Linked DNA regions of Homo sapiens: region 1 is linked to region 2. A link is an interaction called in ENCODE POLR2A ChIA-PET data of the cell type or tissue named here. Cell type or tissue: HepG2. All regions are shown on one strand. Links, peaks and the distances in the headings refer to the core of each region. The heading gives the core; the rest is flanking DNA.

What was found. ChIA-PET counts read pairs that join two places held together with the same protein. Peaks named below come from ENCODE experiments on the same cell type or tissue, not always from the same donor. Only the 100,000 strongest peaks of a DNase experiment are listed, where the experiment ranks them.
Region 1: POLR2A ChIA-PET joins it to region 2 with 6 read pairs; 2 of 35 experiments call an interaction of 5 or more read pairs at or near these places.

The regions. Positions count from the first base shown.
Region 1 is chr2:126,248,052-126,256,042 of GRCh38, reverse strand. No RefSeq gene overlaps it. Among named protein-coding and RNA genes, the nearest start is that of LINC01941, 130 kb to the right of the region's middle. In HepG2, for the core only: no CTCF peak of the experiment used is centred there; a DNase peak (open chromatin) is centred at 4,212.
Region 2 is chr2:126,374,294-126,382,284 of GRCh38, reverse strand. No RefSeq gene overlaps it. Among named protein-coding and RNA genes, the nearest start is that of LINC01941, 260 kb to the right of the region's middle. In HepG2, for the core only: no CTCF peak of the experiment used is centred there; no DNase peak of the experiment used is centred there.

The DNA of each region.
Region 1 (7,991 bases), core at 2,873-5,372, 130 kb after region 2:
ACTAGTTATTTTTATTTTTATTTTTAGTAGAGACAGGGTTTCGCCATGTTGGCCAGGCTGGTCTTGAACCCCTGACCCCAGGTGATCCTCCTGCCTCAGCCTCCCAAAGTGTTGGGAATACAGGTGTGAGCCACCATGCCTGGCTTGTGTCTGTGTGGTTCTAGGACAATAGGAAGCACATTGGGGAGCAAGCTGACCTAGTGATCAATGTGACTGTGCTGCAAGCTTGGTTTACCTTTGTTTTCCCCCTCCCTTCTTCCCTGATTAATTTTCTAAATTTTATAGGGCTGGTTTCACATAGACATAGATCAATGGAACAGAATAAAGATCCAGATATAAGCCCACAAAAATACACTCAACTGATGTTTGACAAAAGTGCAAAAGCTATTCAATGGAAGAAGGATAGCTTTTTCAATAAATGATACCAAAACAATTACACATCCATAGATTAAAAACGAACCTTGACCTAAATATCATAGCTTATATAAACGTTAACTCCAAATGAATCATGGACTTAGATTAAAAAAATTTAGTGCTATATAACTTATAGATAATACATAGGAGAAAATTTTCAGAATGTGGAGTTAAGCAAAGAGTTCTTAGGTTTGACACTACACAATCCATTCAAGGAAATGTATAATTAGAAACCATCAAATTAAAAACTTGAGCTCACTGCAAACCCCTAATAAGAGGATGCAAAGACAAGGTACAGACTGGAGAAAAATATTTGCAAATGACATATCTAACAAAGGACCTGTATAGAATATAGAATATAAGTCTTAAACTCAACAATAAAAATACAAATATTTCAATTAGAAAATTGGTAAAGGACATGAATAGAAATTTCACTTGAGGATATACAGATGGTAAATAAGCAAATAGAAAGGTGCACAGCATCATTAGACATTAGGAATATGCATATTAAAACCACAGTGAGATATCATGACAAACTTATCAGAATGGCTTTTTTTTTTAAAGTAGTGATAACAGCAATGTGGAGTGCATGTAGAGGGACTGAATCAGTGATATATTGTCGGTGAGGGATATGAAAAGGCACAGTCACTTGGGAAAAGTTTGGCAGTTTCTCATGCAACCGAACATGCAACTACCAAATGGTCCAGCAGTTGTGCTCTTGGTCACTCATCCAATAAAAATTAAACTATTTGTTCACAAAAACCTGTACTCAAATATTCATAGCAACTTAACTTGTAAAAGTCAAAAACTGGAAACAACCCAGTTGTCTTTAAGCCAGTAAGTGGTTAAACAAGCTAGTAAATCCTGACTGTGAAATACTACTCAGCAATGAAAAGCAGTGAACAATGGGTGCGTGCAACAACCTGGATAAGTCTCCGGGGACTTATCATGAGTGAAAAAGTCAATCCCCAAAGCTTACATACTGAATGGTTCTGTTTCTATAAAACTTTTGAATGATGAAATTATAGAAATTGAGAATAGATTAGTAGCTGCCAGTGATTAAGGACGGCAGAAGTGAGGTGCTAGGGGATTCTATCAAAGAGCGATGTGAGGATCCTGGTGATAACAGAATTGTTCTTTATCTTGACTGTAACGATGATGATATCCTAGTTGTGATACTGTAATACAATTTTGCAAGATTCTACTATTGAGGAAAACTGGGTAACAGGTAAATGAGAGGTCTCTGTATTATTTATCATACCTCTATGTTTATCTATATTATCTAAAATGAAATGTTCATTAAAAACAAAAACGGAAGAAGAGTAGATTTTACATGGTCATATCATCAACTTTCACGAATTTCCTGTAGCTGTAAGCAGATTTTTCTAAACTTCTCAGTCCCTCAGTACTCCACCAAGGAGAAGTCAGTGGCTCAGAAATGTTAAAATCACTTGCCCAAGATCACAGAGCTGGTAAATGCCAACGTGGTAATGAGCCCAGTCTGTCTGACATGCAACCTTGCCCTTCACAGGTCAGCCTGGCCTCAGAGCCAGCACAGGTGTGGGGTCCACACTCTTCTGCCAGAGGACTCATCCCCTTGCAGGCAGCAGCCATTTGGTGCATTAGGAAGACAAGCGTGTGACTTTCAGGGTAGATGAACTCATAAAGCATTCAGCATGTCAGGCTGGAGTCTTTGCCTTGTTTGGAAAGTGCAAGATAAATTTCAGCAGGCTACGGTTTGTTTGCAGATGCTGGGAATAATCTAATCTACTATTTCAAATATAATTTAGATTTAAGAGGTGTTTTACTGTTCTGTTTCCAGAGTGCCTGAGGATCCAGCTGAGTGTATTACACATCACATTAGATTAAGGTCAATTAACAACATTGTGAGGGATTGCTCCTCTTCATAATGAGATGGAGCTGCAAATTTGTGATTAAAATCCTGTATGTTAGCACCAAGGAATGGAGAGATTCTAGACAAGCTCCAATTATGATTAAGGCTACGACATGGGCCCAGTGGGTCATGGTATGTCATAACTCCCTGAACTTTCTAAGCAGCATTATTGAACAGCTTCGCATTTGGAATCAAATGGGTAGAGGTGACTGTTGTGCTGAGTGGCACATGTTTGGATTTTCGATTTAAATATGTTGAAAGCACCAGAGCCCAGGTGGAAGAAAGGGTTTTTCCCTCAGTTCTAGCAACAGCACACATGTGCTACCCTCAGAGTGAGACAGGAGGTGACCCCAGTGGTGCGTCTGAGAGTAGGGTGACAGAGGACAAGGGAGCAGGGAGGTTCTGTCATCAAGGAGAACAAGTGTGGAAATTGACACTGGGCAGAACTGGACATGAGTGCCAACTCTGTCCTCTATAATTTGTGCAAATTTAGGCAAATCACTTAACTGCCTGAACTCTTTTTTTCAGCTGTACAGTGGAAATGGGGCTTTGTTACTTTTAAGATGCAGATGAAGTGAGGCTCAATATATAAAACAGCTTGTACATGGGGAGGGGCTTAAAAGTGGCAGATATAATAAAATCAAAGCTTTCCAAATGATTTCAGCATTAAAAGGAACAGCAATTGTCAACTAATCTACCTGTCCCTCCCATCTACTCAGGAGGACAGTGGGGGTGATTTTTATCGTCAAGTGGCTGTTATTTATCATTGTCTTCTTCGAAAATTATCTAAAATTCATTTCTTTAGAAAATATTGATTAAATACAGATTATTGTATAGTGGACAACAGTTGCTAATTTCAAGGTCTGAGAGTTAATCAAATTGCATATGACATAAGATTGAAACATTCCCATGATGTCTACATGAGCATCTGGATATCCTAATTTACTCATTAGTTGTCTGTAAGCAAGGGTACCACAGAAAGCTCCTTGAGCTCTTTGAGCTTCAATTTCCCTGTTGACAAAGTGGGAAGAGTGATTCCTACATCTCAGAGCCATGAAGTTCGCAAGAGATGAGGTATTTGATATATCTGTATTAGAAGCCCAGTCAGCCGAGTAGTCCTTAAAAAACTGGAGTGATGAAGGGAGACCTACTGACATCAGCAAGTTCATGGTTGCCTTTGAGCATCAGTAGGAAATTGATTTGTATGCCTGGACTTAGTCTCATAAAATGTCACATGTGCTGTCTTCTCCTAGAACACACTCCATACATGCTTCCTAGAGATTTAGGTTAGTGCTGGCTCCAGTTATGGTCTGTGTTTATTTAACTGTTCATTTAATTTCATAGTTCCTAACTAAGAGGAAGTTCCTAACTATTGGAAGAGTCATGTGTGTGTCCCAGAAGCTGCTTGTTTTTGCTGGGTGGTGTGCTGTTGCTGGTTTGTACTGGGTCAGGAGAGCTGTATTTTAAGTTATTGTGACTTCTGAAAGCCATTAAAAAACAAACAAACAAAATGGTGGCTTGATATTTATTGGCCATGTTACCGTATTCCCAAGTACATTGACACCATGGAAATCTGCAGAAGCTACCAATCGGGGCTCCCTGCTCTACTACCTGTCCTGGCCAAGAGCCAGCTGTGAAGCCTCTATCTGTGTCAGCTTAGCCACGCTTTCTAACTTCCACACATGCATCCATATCCAGGTGAGATGAACATCCATTTCCATTTTGATTCTCACTGGTGCATGCAGGGTTAAGAGTTGCTTTGCTCCCCGCTGAGACTCAAGAGCTATAAACACCAGGTGAGGCACACTCTGAGGCCCAAGCACAGCCTTTAGGGAGATGAGGAGGGGAAGGGACTGGTAGGCCTGCTGTTTGCTTTGAGGAAAACAAAAGGACAATGGAAGATGTGTCTTTCAAAAAGTAAACTTGACACTTTGGGAGGGCAAGGCCAACAGTTCACGAGGTCAGGAGTTCAAGGCCAGCCTGAACCAACATAGTGAAACCCCGTCTCTACTAAAAATACAAAAAAATTAGCTGGGTGTGGAGGTGCGTGCCTGTAATACCAGCTACTCAGGAAGCAGAGGCTGGAGAATCGCTTGAACACTGGAGGCGGACGTTGCAGTGAGCCAAGATCGTGCCACTGCACTCCAGCCTGGGTCACAGAGCAAGACTCCATCTCAAAAAAACAAAAACAAAAACAAAACAAAAGTAAACTTGAGACATCTAAAAAGAACTCCATCCAGCGTTCCTGAGGGCATCCCTCCAGTCTCACTTTTCTTCTGGGTTACAAACGTCCTTGCTTCCTACCTCCAACTCGACTCTGCACCTAGTGGTTCCTTCCCTTTCCAGATTTTTAATGACCAGAACCCTGCAGTGCCCTTCCTCTTACACATAGCCTTGGTCAGTCCAACCTTCCTCCCAGCCATTCAGCTGTGGGCCAGTGCTGCTGCAGCCCTGGGGTCCAAACCCCAGCTCCTGCTGCTGCCTGGGGCCCAGCTCCATCATCACTGATGACTGTTGTGGGTGGGGTGGGTGGAGGTCATAGTGGGCAGCACAGATACTATGCAGACCCGGTGGTGAAAGCCACCTTCCCATCCTCCCTACAGTTGTCAGTGAACAATGGCTAGGGAGCGGTCAACAGAACACTAATGTGAGCTTTGGGAAGTAGGGAGGAGTCAGGGCATGGAGGATCACTTGATACCATTTAAAAGACTGCAGATTTTGTCTGGAAAACAAAGAAGAACCAGTCAAAGTTTTCTGAGGGGCTAGATTTGTGTTTTGGAAATATCCTTCTGAGTTTATAACAGGATTGCTTTGATGCAAGCACAGTGAATAGGCTGTATCCAGATGCTATGGGAGGTAAATGTTGATGGTAGCAACAAAAGAAACAGAAAATGAGGGTCAGGAGTTACAACCTACATCCATGAAGATGAAGAAGAGGAGCTGATTTTTTTTTTTTTTTTTTTTTGGTGGGACTACCAAAGTCATTCTTTGAATTTAAGTTGATTTTCCAAGTACCAAAAGCCTTGTTGCAAAATAGTTGATTATCCATCTATAAATAAAATGGACTTTGATTTCTCTTAATCACTGCAGTGTTTTACCTTCTGCTTAATTACAGAAGATCAGGTGCACTCTCTTTCCCTCCAAGCCACTGTTACAAAAGTGAAAGGCACACGCAATCCAGAGTTGAAAACTTATGAACAATAAGAAGCTTTACATACATAGTACATCTTTAGTAGGAGCTGGTATCCAGTTAATTATCTTATTAATTTCCATGTTACCCTTATGAGACAGGGACAAAGTAGGTATCATTACCTTCATTTCACAGATGAAAAAACTAAGGCTAAGGCAGGCAGGCTAAATAATTTCTACTTTCTCAGCGTTTCTGAAATGGATGCAGTGGTTCTTTCCCAGGGAAACCCAAGGGAAAGGGAAATGTAATTGACTCAGCCTTAGAGCAATCACTTAGAAAAACCACAAACTAGGCCGGGCGCGGTGGCTCACGCCTGTAATCCCAGCACTTTGGGAGGCCGAGGCGGGTGGATCATGAGGTCAGGAGATCGAGACCATCCTGGCTAACAAGGTGAAACCCCATCTCTACTAAAAATACAAAAAATTAGCTGGGCGAGGTGGCGGGCGCCTGTAGTCCCAGCTACTCGGGAGGCTGAGGCAGGAGAATGGCGTGAACCCGGGAAGCGGAGCTTGCAGTGAGCCGAGATTGCGCCACTGCAGTCCGCAGTCCGGCCTGGGCGACAGAGCGAGACTCCGTCTCAAAAAAAAAAAAAAAAAAAGAAAAACCACAAACTAAAATAAATGAAAAAGATAAACAGTGTCACATGTTCTAATTAATCCCATAGCTAGTTTAGAAAGAGCCTTGTGGACTGCAGAAGCAGGCTTTCTGGCTAACCTCTCTCTACCTGTGCAGCAAAAGTCACTATGACATCAGCCACCAGGCAATGGAGGATGCGGACCTGCTGAGTCCATGGAAGGCCCCTATGCTGGAGGCATTTGTTTGTATTCATGAGCAATCATATATATGTATCATATATAATTATAGAATAAATGTAAGTCTGTATGTGTGAACATACACATGCATATAGTTTTATGTAACTATAAACACTATGCATGGTATAATGATATTTTATGTAACAAATATGACTTCATGTGACTACATTAACATGATCGTATCATATATGAAGATGGGAAATAGACAGCTTTAATCTTTTCCCCATACTTTACACCAGCCTCCTCATTCAATTCTCCTTTTTTTCTCCACTAAAAGACCACTCCCTTGTTAGTAAACCCAAATTCATAGCCTCCATATAACCAAATTTATATATTTGTCTGTATTTTTCTCTGTACTCATATTATCTTTTGTAGGTACACATATATAGAAATGTTTTTTCTGCTCAATATTATTGTTTATTCCACAAAAGACATCTTATACAGACTGAAAACAAATTTTGTTGAAATCTTCCAATTCCATTGGCATAACTCCAATTCATTTGTTGATTTTTTTTTAGCATTCCCTGCTATGGATATACAATAGTTTATTCCAGACATTCCCTACGGATGGGCAGTCCCTTTGTGAACTCTTTTTAATTCTATAGGACAGCTCCTAGAGTTGTATTTGCTGCATCAAAGAGAATATATGTTTCTAATTTTAGAGTCTTATAAACTGTTTTTAAAACATTGTCAGATTACTCCAGCAATGTGAGGGTGCCCTATCCTCACATATCTGCCATCAGTAATTTTTCCTTTTGTTGAAAAAAGTTGGCAGATTCATAAATGTAAAGAAATAGTCATTGATGCATTAATTTGCACTTCACTCATAACTGTTACATCTGAGAATGTTTTCACATATCTGCTGGCCATTTGGATTTGCTCCTGTGTAAATGGTCTCTTCTAATCCTTTGCCCATTTTTCCCACTTACCTTGTTTGTTCTCTTTTTGCAAATGTGTAAAAGATATTTGTCTATTATTAATAATTGACATCTGTCCTCATTGAAAATACTTCTCCAAGTATTTTTGTTATGTTTTGTGCTTATGGCATATAAGAGATGCATCTGGCATCTCTCATTATATATAATTTAATTTTTCAAGTCAATTCAGGTAGGTTCATATCTATTTTGCCTTGAGAATGTCCATCGAGGTTCCAGGATTTCCTTTTTTTTTTTTTACATTTAAGACTTTAATCCATTTGGAATTTATATTTTGCCATGATGTATGAAGGGGGTCCAGTTTTATATTCTTCCAGATGGATAACCAGCTGTGACTGTACCATTTATTAAACAATCCATTCCTTACCACTGAATTAAAATGCCATCATTGCCATTTATCACATTCTCACAACCAATGTGGTCTTTTACTTTATTCCCTCTTCTAGTCCATCAATGTGTCTATGTATTCCTAGACCAAACCACAGCCATATAATTTCAGTAGCTCTGTAGTACTGATTTGTTATACCAGCAATTCAAAATTCAAACGACATTTCAAAATGCCCTCACTGATTCTCCAGGATTTATACTTTCATGAAATCTTTCCAGCACTTTTATTCAATCCCTGCATATGTTACTGACATTCTAATTGGAACTTTATCGCATTTATGTTTTTTTTGGAAGCTTTGGTATATTGATATGTATTATCTAACTACCTGTCATGATATGAACCTTATAATCCACTTTTC
Region 2 (7,991 bases), core at 1,918-4,417:
CTCAGCCCACCTGCACCCAGGTGAAATAAACAGCCTTGTTGCTCACACAAAGCCTGTTTGGTGGTCTCTTCACATGGACACGAGTGAAAATTATAATTACATTTAATATATTAAAAATCATATTTCTATTTTATACTACATTAATTATAATTAAACTTAAACTTAATTCAATTTAATTTGTTCATAATCAAAATAACATAAGTTGAATTAAATTTATATTTAAAACTACTTTATTAAGGTATGGTTGGCATACAGTAGGCTATATATATATTTAATGTATATAAGGATGAGTTTGGAGGTAAGTATAAAATTACATTTAAATTTTATTATTATTGTAAACTAGAGGTGACCTGGTTGGTGGATAAATTCTTGCCACCATAATGTCCATGGTCATGGACCATGGAACTGTGGACCATGGAACTATATTAGGTAGAGTGTGCTGGGATGGAGCTAAAGAAGAAAGCATTAAGACAGGGGTCCCTGAGGATGCAGGAACTGATATATGGATCTAAAGATAGGGTTAGAGAGCAGGGAAATTAGAGCAGCAATTATTGTGTCCAGGAAGGAAGATGGCAACTGGTCTGGGGAAATTTTAGAAATGGGGAACACACCCACTGTTAGGCAGTGACTCCCCAGCAGATGTTTGTAGGGACTGAGTGGGCGATTGTCTGTAAAGCTCTTTACATGGATCTGGTAGTAGTAGGAAGGACTCAAATATGCTAAATATTATTAGTAGTATTAAATAGGGAGAGAATGAGAAGCTGGGATTGGAGCCCATGATACTTCTTCCATTGGGTCAGAGAGGGAACTGCCGTTCCTAATGAGAATCTCATCTGTGGAATGCCAGAGGGCCAAAGCTTTTTAGATTCATCTGTGTGCAGAACAAACCAGCCACCCAGGGTGTGAATGAGAGATTAGTGTGTGTTCATGTACAAATTAACAGGCGGGTTCACTCCATTCCAGCTTCAAGCCGACAGCGCCAGCTGTGTGGCAGCCACGTGCATTATAGCTCCAAGCTTTCCACCCACAACAATGCCTCGTCACAACAGCATCAAGAAACTTGGCCGGGTGAATAGGAGTGAATGCCAGACAAAGCCAAACGCAGCCTATCTCCTATTTCTTGATGTTCCTCTTTGTTCATTTGTGGTCTCTGACAAGGTACAGCTGAAAAGAAAGAATTAATCCCTAGCAAATCCTATAAAACAACTGTATGGGAGGCGGACTCATTTACTCAGCTGCAGGTAAGAATGTCACTTGGAGGTAGGAAGCTCCGTGCAAAGTGTCATGCAGCCCTGAAAAGAAAGAGATGCTCCATTGGAGCAGTGGTCTATTATTATTCCCAGTCTTGATTAGGGAGGCAGTTTGGCTGTATAGTTTTGGCAGCATCTTTGCCCAGGGAAAAGAGGTAAACTGAGAGAGAAAGGGTGACATGAAAGAAAAAAAGTGAAGACAGTAATAGTGACACTATGGAAAAGAGCAGAGATACTTGATTGAGGGACTTCATAGGTCAGTGTTCGGCTTAGAAGGAACACACAGGATTAGTAGTACATGTTCCCAAGGAGTGCCTTGTGGGCACTTGAAGTCTGAAAGCAGCTTTTCTTTGATTGTTGAGGACCTTAAGTAATACTAATGTGAAATTAGCAGACTGAAGTTATTCTAGGAAAAAAATCTAACCTGCACAAGGAATCAAATTAAAGAGCCACTTGAGTCTTTTTCTACAGCCTTATAATAGAAGAACTTACAAGGTGGATGGGCAGAGTGTCACCGCTTCACAGTAAAAGTTTTATCCAGGTGAACTCACTAGTATAAGCCAAGAGATAGGGCATCTCTGCCCAAATGTCCTGGCTTGAACCCCTCTACTGCCCTCCCTCCACAAAACCATCCCAATATTTCATCCTCTCTGATAAACATCCTTAATTCCCCACAGGTGGTCAGTTACCCATCAAGCCTACTTCTTTTATTTTATTCACGCCTGTTGCCCTTCATTCAACCAGATGGCCACTCTCCTCTCAGATGATCACTATTTTCCAGCTGGATTGCTGCTGATCTCTTTTCCAAGTTGCACCTCTTCTTCATCCTGATACAGGAGATAGAAAGAAATTATTTAGGCAGACAGTGAGGGTAAAAGAGTCCTTGGCAAGGCTTCCCTTCTAACAAAAAAGCAGCCCAAGAAATTATTTTTTTTTTTAACAAAGAGCTGCCTGAAAAATCAGGCTGCAAACACAGATAAGCAAGCTGGAAGCTTGCACGGGGGAATGCTGGCAGCTGTGCCAATGGAAAAGGGCTACCTGGGGCCAGGCATGTTCAACATGGAGGTTCCATCTTCCCTTTTCTTTGTTACCATGTACAGTAAAGAAACAGGCAACACGGCACTGATAGGTAGAGAACCCATCTACGTAATAAAAGATTAGGGTGGTGGTGGCCAGCCTCTCATGCCCTATGCAAATGCCACACCTAGTCCTAACCAGCTTTTCATGCCTTATGCAAATGGCACACCTGTTCTGACCAATCTTTCATGCCCTATGTGAATCAGACACTGCCTCCTCAAGCTCATTTGTAAAACCTCCTGAATTTCACCATAGAAGCAGAAAACCCAGTTGGGACCCCTCCCTCTGCAGCAGAGAGAGCTTTTCTCTTTCTTTCACCTATTAAACTTCCACTCTGAACCTCAGTGTTTGTGTGTCCGCATCCTAGTTTTCCGTGGCCATGAGACAACAAGTCTTGGGTATTTACCCTAGACAATGATGCTGCTTCGATTCCAGTCTCCCCAGGGTTGCCAGAGTGATCTTGTGAACATTCAGTCCCTTGCTTGTCATCTTCAAGTACATATAAACTTAAATTCCTTGGTACAGTTCACGAGGCTTTTTGTTATCTTGTTTCTGCCAAGAGACATCCTGCGTTTCAGCCCCTCTCCTATTTTCTTCTTTCCACCCTGACCTCACACGTGTTTGCATTTCAAAAGTGCTGAATTGTTTGCAAATTTCTGCACTTTGTCATAAACTGTTCCCTTGCTTGGATTGTTCTTCCTTTGATTTTGTCTCTCATCTTGTATTAGATTTTTGGTCTTCAGAAATCAACACCAACAGCCCTTCACCACTCAATCCCATCTAATGTAGGCAGCTATTTTTACTACAGACCTCACCTCCTTTCTTAAAAATAAAAGGCGGGGGGTTGCTTCAATACTCATGAATCCTACTCGGGAAAAATATTTCCAGATAATGCTTCCCTAGGGAGAAATTAGAAGAAAAAGTGTTAAGTAAAAAAAAAAAAAGGCCAGTTTCTTAAGGAGGGAATAATAAACGGGTTTGTTCATTTTAAAATATAAATGTAAAATTCTAGGTAAAAATTACACAAATATTTATTAACTGCCTGTTGATGGTTATTTCACTGTGTTTCAAGAGTGTGAAAAACCCAAGCTTTAAAGAGTTTATTCAAGTGCAGAGTTTAAGGGGAGTCACTCAGAAAACAGACTACAACGGGAAGCACAAAGAGTGGAGGAGGGTGAAGGAAGATTGCCTTGAAGTTTGAATTCTACTCAATATAAAATGAGGAATTTAAAAAGATGCTTGAATAGTGGAGTATACTTTTTAAATTTTATTATTTTTAAAAATTTCAAACAGTAAAATTTAATTTTTAAAACTGGTTTTTTTTTGTTGTTGAATGATAGGAGTTCTTTATATTGTGAAAATAATTTAGATTAAAGCTATTGAGACTTTAAATTACTTTGAGCCTTAAAGAAAATGTGATTGTGAGACCCAAGTCACACAGCAAGCTGCTGTAACCTTTGCTTATCTGATTATAGATTAACTCATTTCTTGTTTTTTAATTTATTTATTTATTTTGCCCTGTAAAATGCTGTAAAAGACTAACTGGTTCCAGAGATAAGACCCCGCCCCTCTTAATTATTGACCCTTTATTATAGATTAACTTCCTTCCTTTTTCTTGTACACTACCCAGACCAGGTGACAGAAGACCTTTTGATAATCAAATTGCTCAAGATGAAATGATAAATCTACCTTTCCTGAAAAAGGACAAACTGTAATCAATCAAATTGTTTTAACTTATAAACTAGCACTGTATGGAAAATGTTGCAATCTCACAAAGCTTTCCTGCTTCTGCCCATAAGTGAAGCCTCATCTTCTTCATTTCAGAGCACTGACCCCTTCCCTTTGTAGTCTTTTTTCTGAGTGGCTCCCCTTAAACTCTGCACTTGAATAAACTCTTTAAAACTTGGGTTCTTCACACTCTTGAAACACAGTGAAATAAAAATAGAATTCAATATGAAGAAAATAGCTCAAACCATACAATTACATGGGAATTAAGCAACCTGCTTCTGAATGATTTTTGGGTAAATAATGAAACTAAGGCAGAAATCAAGAAGTTCTTTGAAGCTAATGAGAACAAAGATACAATGTACCAGAATCTCTGAGACACAGCTAAGCCATGGTAAGAGGGAAATTTATAGTACTAAATTCTCACATCAAAAAGTCATAAAGATCTCAATTTAACCACCTAACATCACCACTAGAAGAACTAGAGAAGAAAGACCAAACCAACCCCAAAGCTAGCAGAAGACAAGAAATAACCAAAATGAGAGCTGAACTGAAGGAGATTGAGACATAAAAAACCATAAAAATAAAATAAATGAATCCCAGAGTTGGTTGTTTGGAAAAAATAAGATAGACTGCTAGCCAGATTAATAAAAACGAAAAGAGAGAAGATCCAAATAAACACAATTAGAAATGACAAAAGGATCTTACCACTGACCCCACAGAAATACAGATAATCAGAGACTACTACAAACACTTCTATGCAACAAACTAGAAAATCTAGATGAAATGGATAAATTCCTGGACACAAACATTCTGTCAAGTCTGAACCAGGAAGAAATGGGATTCCCAAAAAGAGCAATAATGAGCTCTGAAATTAAATCAGTAATAAATAGCCTATCAACCAAAAAAACCCCAGGACCAGAAAAATTCAGAGCCAAATTCTACTAGATGTACAAAGAAGAGCTGGTACCATTCCTACTACAAGTATTCCACAAAATCGAGGAAGAGGGACTCCTCTCCAACTCATTCTATTAGGCCAGGATAATTCTGACACCAAAACCTGGCAAAGACACAATAAAAATAAAAGAAAACTTCAGGCCAATATCCTTGATGAACATAGATGCAAAAATCCTCAACAAAACACTGGCAAATTGAATCCAGCAGCACATCCAAAAGCTAATCTACGAGGATCAAGTATGCATTATCCCTGGGTGCAAGGTTGATTTAACATACATAAATCAATAAATGCAATCCTTCACATAAACAGAACCTAATACAAAAACCACATGATTATCTCAAGAGATGCAGAAAAGCCTTTCAATAAAATTCAACATCCCTTCATGTTAAAAACTCTCAATAAACTAGGCATTGAAGGCACACACTTCAAAATAGTAAGGGCCATCTATGGCAAACCCACAGCCAACATCATACTGAAAGGGCAAAAGCTGGAAGCATTCCCTTTGAAAACTGGCATAAGACAAAGATGCCTTTTCTCATCACTTCTACTCAACATAGTATTGGAAGTCCTGGCCAGAGCCATCAGGCAACAGAAAAAAACAAAACACATTCAAACTAAAAAAGAGAAGTACCAATCCCTTTTTGCAAATGACATGATTCTATGTCTAGAAAATCCCACAGTCTCGGCCCAAAAGCTCCTTGAGCTGACAGTTTGGTGAAGTTTCAAGGATACAAAATCAGCACACAAAAATAACATTCCTATACACCACCAACAGCCAAGCCAAGAGCTAAATCACGAATGCAATCCCATTCACAATCACAACAAAAAGAATAAAACCCCAAGGAATACAGCTAACCAGGGAGGTGAAAGATCTCTACAATGAGAATTACAAAACACTGCTCAAATAAATCAGAGATAACAGAAACAAATGGAAAAAATATTCCACGCTCATGGATAGGAAGAATCAATATCATTAAAATGGCCATATTGCCCACAGCAATTTACAGATTCAATGCTATTCCTATCAAACTACCAGTAACATTTTTAACAGAACTAGAAAACAATATTTTAAAATTTATATGGAACCAAAAAAGAGCCTGAATAGCCAAGGCAATCCTAAGCAAAAAGAACAAAGCTGGAGGGATCACACTACCTGACTTCAAACTATACTACAGGGCTACAGTAACCAAACCAGCATGGTCCTGGTACAAGAACGGAAGAGACCAGTAGAACAGAATCAAGAGCCCAGAAATAATAATGCACACTTGAAATCATTTTATCTTTGACAAACCTGAAAAAAACAAGCATTTGGAAGGGACTTCCTATTCAATAAATAGTTCTGGGATAACTAGCTAGCCACATGCAGAAGACTGAAGCTGGACCCTTACCTTACACCACATACAAAAATCAACTCAAGATGGATTAACGACTTAAATGCAAAACCTAAAACTGTAAAAACTCTGGAAGATAACCTAGGAAATACCATTCTGAACATAGATACTGGCAAAGATTTCACGACATGCTGAAAGCAATCGCAACAAAAGCAAAGACTGACAAATGGGACCTAATTAGACTAAAGAGCTTCTGCACAGGAAAACAAACTATCAACAGAGTAAACAGACAAAATACAGAATGGAAGAAAATATTTCCAAACTATGATCCTGAAAAAGGTCTAATACCCAAAAACTATAAGAAATGTAAATAAATTTACCAGCAAAAAACAACCCTGTTAAAAAGTGGGCAAAGGACATGAACAGATACTTTTCAGAAAAAGACATACACATGGCCAACAAGTGTATGAAAAGATGCTCAGCTTCCCTAACCACTAAGGAAATGCAAACCAAAACCACAAGGAGATACCAGCTCACACCAGTCACAATGGCTATTAGGTAAAAAATAAAAAAAATAACATGCTGTCGAAGTTGTGGAGAAAGGGTAATGCTTATACACTACTGGTGGGAGTGTAAATTAGTTCAACCATTGTGAAAAACAATGTGGTGATTCCTCAAAGAATTAAAAACAGAATTACCATTTGACCCAGCAATCCCATTATTGGGTATATACCCACAGGAATATAAATCGTTTTACCAGAAAGACACATGTACATGTATGTTCATTGCAGTACTGTTCACAATAGCAAAGACATGGAATCATCCTAAATGTCCATCAATGGTAGACTGAATAAAGAAAATGGGGCTGGGCAAGGTGGCTCATGTCTGTAATCCCAGCACTTTGGGAGGCTGAGGCAGGACGATCATGAGGTCAAGAGATCAAGATCATCCTGGCCAACATGGTGAAACCCCATTTCTAATAAAAACACAAAAATTAGCTGGGCGTGGTGGCGCATGCCTGTAGTCCCAGCTACTTGGGAGGCTGAGGCAGGAGCATTGCTTGAACCCCGGGAGGCAGAAGTTACAGTGAGTCAAGATAAGCACCACTGCACTCTAGCCTGGTGACAGAGCAAGGCTCTGTCTCAAAAAAAAAAAAAAAAAAAAAAAAAAGGGAGGGGGGTACATATACCATGGAATACTACGCAGCCATAAAAAGAATGGTCATGTCCCTTGCAACAACAGAGATGAAGCTGGAGACCATTATTCTTAGCAAACTAATGCAGGAATAGAAAATCAAATACCACATGTTCTCACTTATAAGTGGGAGCTAAATTATGAGAACACATGGACACAAAGAGGGGAACAACAGACACTGGGGCCTACCTGAGGATCAGAAAGGGGGGATCAGAAAAAAATATCTATTGTGTACTATACTTATTACCTGGTGTCAGGGTTACAACTATGCCAAATGTCATGTTGAGGTCTGAAGGGAGTGGGTGGATGAGTAGAAAGAACACTTCGGGGGCTGTAGGCAGGTGAAAGATGATTTTATTTAGCAGCCGCTTTCATTAATAGCTTTCATACACTAGTTCTCTACACTGTTGGCCCTTATTCGGGCTGTCTGCTCTGGATCTGTGTCTCCTGCCGCCC